Linked DNA regions of Mus musculus: region 1 is linked to region 2. Evidence: chromatin contacts called from ENCODE Hi-C or POLR2A ChIA-PET data. All regions are on one chromosome and are shown on one strand. The core of a region is the stretch at or near the end of the contact, and the rest is flanking DNA. Distances in the headings are between cores, read along the strand shown.

Evidence for each region. A loop is a pair of places that touch in the nucleus more often than their neighbours do. ChIA-PET counts read pairs that join two places held with the same protein, here RNA polymerase II (POLR2A).
Region 1: a loop to region 2 is called in a map of T-helper 17 cell, with 2.3 times the contacts of the local background. The contact joins the promoter of Simc1 here to the promoter of Rnf44 in region 2. A Hi-C loop is called at or near these places in 1 of 37 maps with a recorded cell type or tissue (T-helper 17 cell). POLR2A ChIA-PET finds 5 or more read pairs at or near these places in 1 of 5 experiments (embryonic stem cell).

The regions. Positions count from the first base shown.
Region 1 is chr13:54,502,152-54,505,100 of GRCm38, forward strand. Simc1 (SUMO-interacting motifs containing 1) reads left to right here and starts at 1,654. Exons shown (of 10, transcript NM_176987.4): 1 at 1,654-1,853. The coding sequence starts at 1,725. LOC115486438 (a long non-coding RNA gene) reads right to left here and starts at 2,163. Exons shown (of 3, transcript NR_168901.1): 1 at 1,618-2,163.
Region 2 is chr13:54,686,199-54,689,074 of GRCm38, forward strand. Rnf44 (ring finger protein 44) reads right to left here and starts at 1,610. Exons shown (of 11, transcript NM_001146026.1): 1 at 1,296-1,610.

The DNA.
Region 1 (2,949 bases), core at 404-2,903, 180 kb before region 2:
TGATTAGAAAAACCACAGTCAAAGAGACAGGGGTATAGCTTAGCCTGTATGGAGTCCTAGATTAGATTCCGTGTGTGTGTGTGTGTGTGTGTGTGTGTGTGTGTGTTGTGTGTGTGTGTGTTGAGATGGATGCTTGATAGCACTACAGGAAACTTACTTTACTGTATCCCTTTATAACAATTCACCCACTGGACCAAAACATCTGAAACCTGTGGTCAAGCTATTTGCCCAACAGGCCAGTGATCTCTCTCCTTCCCTTCCCTCCCCTTTCCCTCTCCCCTCCTCCTTTTCCTCCTCCTTCCTCTCCCTTTCTCTCACCCTGGCTGACCTTGGCCTTTCAAGAGCTAGGATTCAAGGCAAGCACCGTGATGCCTGACTCAGAGCAGTGAACCTTCAAGTGTGTTCACCAGACTCTAAGCAATGTCAATATCACCTAGAAACCTGAGAGAAATACCAATTTGGGGCTCACTCCCAAAACTCAGTTTCTCAGTCAGAAACACTGGTGTGTAGTCCTGCAAACTTTATTATACACTCTCTGGCTGATTCAGAAGTTCACTAAAGATTAGAAAACACTGCATCACACGCTGCTTAGACAGCACACAACAGCTTTGCCTCTAGGAACTCCCCCCTTTTTGTTAAAGACATTTTATTATTCTATTTTTTGAAGTTACTTGAGCATAAGCAGCAGGGTTTTGTCAGTATTGCACATTTTTAAAATAGCCATGGGCCCTATTTTGATTTAATGTCCCTACCCTTCAACAAAACAACCAAAGAATTCACTACTTACCCATATTTCCCTCTGATGGGGATACAATTTTATCCCTATATTTTCTGCTTGCTCACAGCATTGGAGTATACGGGCACTCTGGGACCTCATAGCTCTCTGTATGTGCCTTTTCAGTGGTTTCTGTCAACTAGAAACTCAACAAACTCTTACATCTGACAGTTTAAATTCCTGCGACACGTATTGTTGGTGAAACCGCAAATCGGCACAACTTAAGACAATTTGGTACCATTTGTCAAAATAACAATAAAAACATAGATTTGATCCAATAAACCTGCTTCTGGGAATTTATCCCACGGATTTACCTGCACACACAAGAGTGGGTATCTCTCCCTTATCTCAGCCAGAAGCCCCAGTCAATAAAACCCTAGGTTCAGGTTACCCTTTTCAGCCCCTCAGGGCTTCTTTAACCCGAAGGCGTCACTGCTCCTTCTGCCAGGTGCAGGCTCCACTACCGGGTCAATTAAATGCGCTATCAGAGGCTCCATCAGCTCACTCCAGTCCTCACACCTGCAGCCAGGGGCTCGTCACCAGCACTGCCCACTGTGATCGGTTGAGAGCGGCGGCGGACAACCTCTCAACCTCAGCGTTTTTCAAGCCCGCCGACCATGCGGCCCAGCCCCTCGGTTCTATCCCTCCCTTTCCCTCTCTTCCCTCTCTCTCCTTCTCTGAGGGAAAGGGAGCCTGGCTCCTCCAGGGTTCTGTGACACTGCCCTGACCCGGGCGCGCGGCTGCCCCCGAGATAGGCGGGGCTCCGAGCGGGACCGGTCCTCTGGAGGCGGGGCGCGGTGGGGGCGGGGCAATGGAGGGGGCGGGGCCGGCGGGGTACTAACCCCGGTGTCTGCGACGCCTTCGCTGCAGTCGCTTCAGCAGCTGGAACCGGAGTCGGAGTCGCCGGGGCCGCTCGCCGCTCGCGCGTGGCTCCGCCGGGCCCGTAGCCATGGAGGACTTTATCGTGATCTCCGACGACAGTGGCTCCGAGAGCTCGGCCGGGACCCGCTCGGGCAGGGCGCGGAGGCTGCGCCGGGCCCTGTCTCGGACCCCCGGCGCGCTGCCCCGCCGAACCGTGGTGAGTGAATCCACTGCCGCTCGCCACGCCCGACGGGAGCCGAGCGTCGCCCCCTCGGGGCCTCAGCGTTGCGACCCTGGCTCCCCGCCGCCGTGTCTTCCCGCCTTTGGCGGCCTCGGGCCTCGAGGAGCTCGGTGGCGCCGCTGGCAAGGCAGGCCTCGGGCTGGCCAGCGCTGAGCCCTACAGGGTTGTGCTGCGGAGCCGGCCGAGCACATGGGCGACACACTGAGCACCAGTGCGAGCTGCCAAGCGGTGGCCGGCGGTGGCCTCCGGCCCGAGCTGGCTCCAGAGCTTTGGCAGCGGGAGGAGTGGGGGGTCCTGGCCAGGCCGCAGCCGCCACCCGGACCTCGAGGCGGGCGCGCGGGAGCGCGTAATTGTTTGGCTTATGATGGGCACAGATGTGTGCAAGGAGGTAACAGGAGCCCCGGCTGCGAGCGAGGGAAGCGCCGCCCTTGGCATGGTGGCGGCTGCGCTGCAGGGCCTAGTTCTTGAGCTAGGGCCCCGATTTTTGAGTTGTGGAGAAGGACAGTTAATTTTGCTTTGCAGATGCGAATCACATACAAAGCCAGGGGGCGGGGCACTCCCACCTTTGTTTTTCCTTCGGTTCTTTATCTTTGTCCCTGCTCCTGAAGTGATGGAATAAAAATATCTGTGGTCTCTGGCTTTCTAGAACTCTCCACAGAAATTTAGTGACCTGACCCCTACCATGATCTACATGCTGTGGCTTCAAAAATCAAGGGATCCTTCTCTGTTCTTCCTAATATGTGTCCTAAATCAATGTCAGCTACTCTATAAGCGTGTAAATCACATTTTGAGTGCTCATTCATTCTAAGTTGCCTTTGGGAAGTCTTCCTACACCCAAAGGTAGGTGTCTTAGGATTACTGTTGCTGTGATGAAACACCATGACCCAAAGCAACTTGGAGAGAAATTGGTTTAGTTTACACTTCGCTGTTCATACTAAAGAAGTCAGGACAAGAATTCAAGCAGGGCAGGAATTTGGAAGTAGAGGTTGTGCAGAGGCCGTATGGTGAAGCGATGCTTTCTTTACCGGCTTGCCACCTCTGGCTTGCTTAACCTGCTTTCTCACAGAAACCA
Region 2 (2,876 bases), core at 360-2,859:
TGTCCAGCAGTGTACCTGAGGAACAGAAAGGTGGTTCTTTAACTCCTGCCAGAAACTAAAGTGGTAAAGAGGGGACACACCCATTTCAGTTACTGAAACCCCAAGGACTTGTTCTAGACCACGGGGAACACAATTGGTCCTCCTGGCTGGTTCCCTAGACCCAAAGCCCCAGTAGTCTCAATGACAGTGGTCGGAGGGAAAACTACAGAGTACTTCAGGAGCCACGTGTGAGATGTAGTATCTTTATGCGTGAGTAGTGTCCCAGAGACGCAAGAGTGACTGAGCTGGACCAATCAACACACTCAAGGTCAACCAGCACCACTGCTTTCCCACACCTCTCTTCACTGTACTGCTCTCTATCCATAAAGTTTGTGTAAACTCCCCTAAGTCTATCTCTTGTCCCCATGGGTCCACAACCCCGCCAGCCAAGTACAGAGTCCCAAGCACACATTCTAACCCTTGAGTAGAGTCGAATAGGGTCGGTTTGCAGAAAGATTCACTCCCTCTAGCAGACGAGCAGGCTTAGGTGGGAATACAAGTTCCCCTACCCTACATGCTCGCCGTACCTCCCTCTAAGTAGGAGCTTCCCAACTCCCACAAAGGCCGAGGAGGCGATTTAGGGCGGAACCACCACACCTTGGCCAGCTTAGACTCCCTGGGTGACCTTGGTTAAAGAACCCCTTTAGTTTCGGCTAAGCCTTATTAACAATAGAGACTGAAATCTCCCCAGGGCGCCCCTAAAAAAGCCACAGACAAGAAACTAGGTGTTCACATTATGGGGAAGGAAAACAAAGTCCCAGAGGATAAGGCTCCTCCCCAAAGCAGGCCGTGGGGCTCCAGCAGTTTTCCAAAGCTACCCCTCCTTGGGGATGGGACCGAAGCTCGTACACCTGTCTCAGGAGGGGCCTCCGTTGTTCCCCTTACTCCGTAATGCCGCACTCGGAGGAACACTGAGGGGAAAAGGCAGGCAGCACCGCTGGGGCTAGAGCGCTGTGACTTTAAGAGCCGAGGATCCCGGACCATGTGCTCGGCGTGAGACAAAAGCAACAACAAAGGAAGTGGCGGCTGCAGGGGGAGGGGTTGGCTCCTTCCCCTCCACCGCAGCGCTCTGCAAGGCAGAAGAGCGGCCCGGACTAGGTAGCCGCAGGCAGCACCTGGCCCGGGGGCCCCGCCGCCGTCTCCCACCACTCCCTCAGCCCGGGATCGACGCCTACGAGGCCGGCAAACAACGCGTCCCCGAGGGAGCCGTAGTTCCGGGGTGCGGGTCCGAAGTTAAGAGGCCCGGCCCGACTCACCGGCAGCCGTCCGACCACACGCGGGCTCCTTTGTTCGCGATGCGGGGTGCGGACGGTGAAGCGCCCGCTCCTTCGCGAGCCTGCTCTGTCTTCCGCCTCCCCAGCCCGGGCCCGAGAGAAGGGCGGCGCAGGACGCAGCTGTGCTCTCCGGCGGGCTGGCCCTTTAAGAACTGTCCGCGGCGGCCGGATGGAACCAGCCCCACGTTTTGATTCACAACATTCGGATCGGCGGGGGCGCGCAGCGCGGGAGGCGGCTCGCGGGGGCGCGCCAGGACGCGCAAGCAAACAGTAGCGGCAAGAGCGGACACCCGCCCCGCCCCGCAGGCCCCGCCCCGCAGGCCCCGCCCCGCGCCGCGCGTCGGCCAATCGCGTCCTGCGGGCGGCACGTGACTAGCGGGTCGCCATCTTGAAAGGCTGGCTAAAAAAGCCTCTTCGCCCCCACCTCATACTTCAAAGCCCACAAGGCCGAGTCGCAGGTGATGAGCGGTGCGAGCCCAGGTACGGGGACCGTGGCACGCACTAACAGGTCAAGGTTACCTTCTTAGGGCCGCGGCCTCTGTGGGGCACGCAGCCTCTCACGCAGCCGAGGTGAGAGGACCGCTCTTAGCTCGGCAAGCACACTTCCCGGAGATGACGTCACCACAAGCCCGGCAGGCCTGCGATGACCTCATAGCTCACCTCGCCTCTCTACTCGCTCGCTTTCTGTTCCGTTAGACGGCGCCTTTAAACAGCTGGGACAACCCAGGGCTGAAGAGACCAATGACTGAGGAGCCATGCAAATGATTTAACGTCTCCTGGGTAGGGGGATTGGTCTTGCGCGTGCTGACGTCACAGAAACATCTCGGCACCCCGCCCCTAGCGCGGCCCGGGAAAAGGGGTGGAGAGGCTCTAGTTCAGCTGAAGTGGGAAGAGTTGGGATCTCCTGAACCAGGCCCAGGGAGGTTTCTGCAGTTTAGTTCTCTAAGCTTCTCAACGACTGAGAGCCTAGGGATCAGGACAAGCAAGCCACTGTACCGGAAAGAAGAGTCACTCCTCCAGGACCGGCGGATCAATAGTTCGAGAACAGCCTGGTCTACATAGCTACAGAGACCTTGTCTTCAAAATACAAGCAACAAAAATATCACACACCCAGATAGTAACACAGCTGAGGCGAGAGAGGGGGCAGACGTCGGTGTCCCCTTAGGATGCCCCCCCCCCCCCCGGCCAGGCAAACATACAAAGTGGGGTATGGTGTGTCTGCATCGATTATATAAGCAGAACATCACCATTACCTAAAGCACTCATGTCTACTAGGCCGGTCTGTAGTAACTGGACTACTACAGAGTCCACCAACCCAGAACAGGATGTCAGTAGAAAATGGCAACATTTGTTAAACCTCTGTGGCTACAGATGGGTGACACTCTGTACTTTGTGGATGCATCCCATAATCCCAAATATTTAAAAAACAAACCAATTTACTAACAAGGTGTAACAATATTATCAATTTCAACTGAATATTGTATCAGCATACAGTGGGAAGTGATTTGGGAAAAGACACAGGAATTCTCATTAGGGTGCACCTGTTCAGGAGGGCAGATTTGT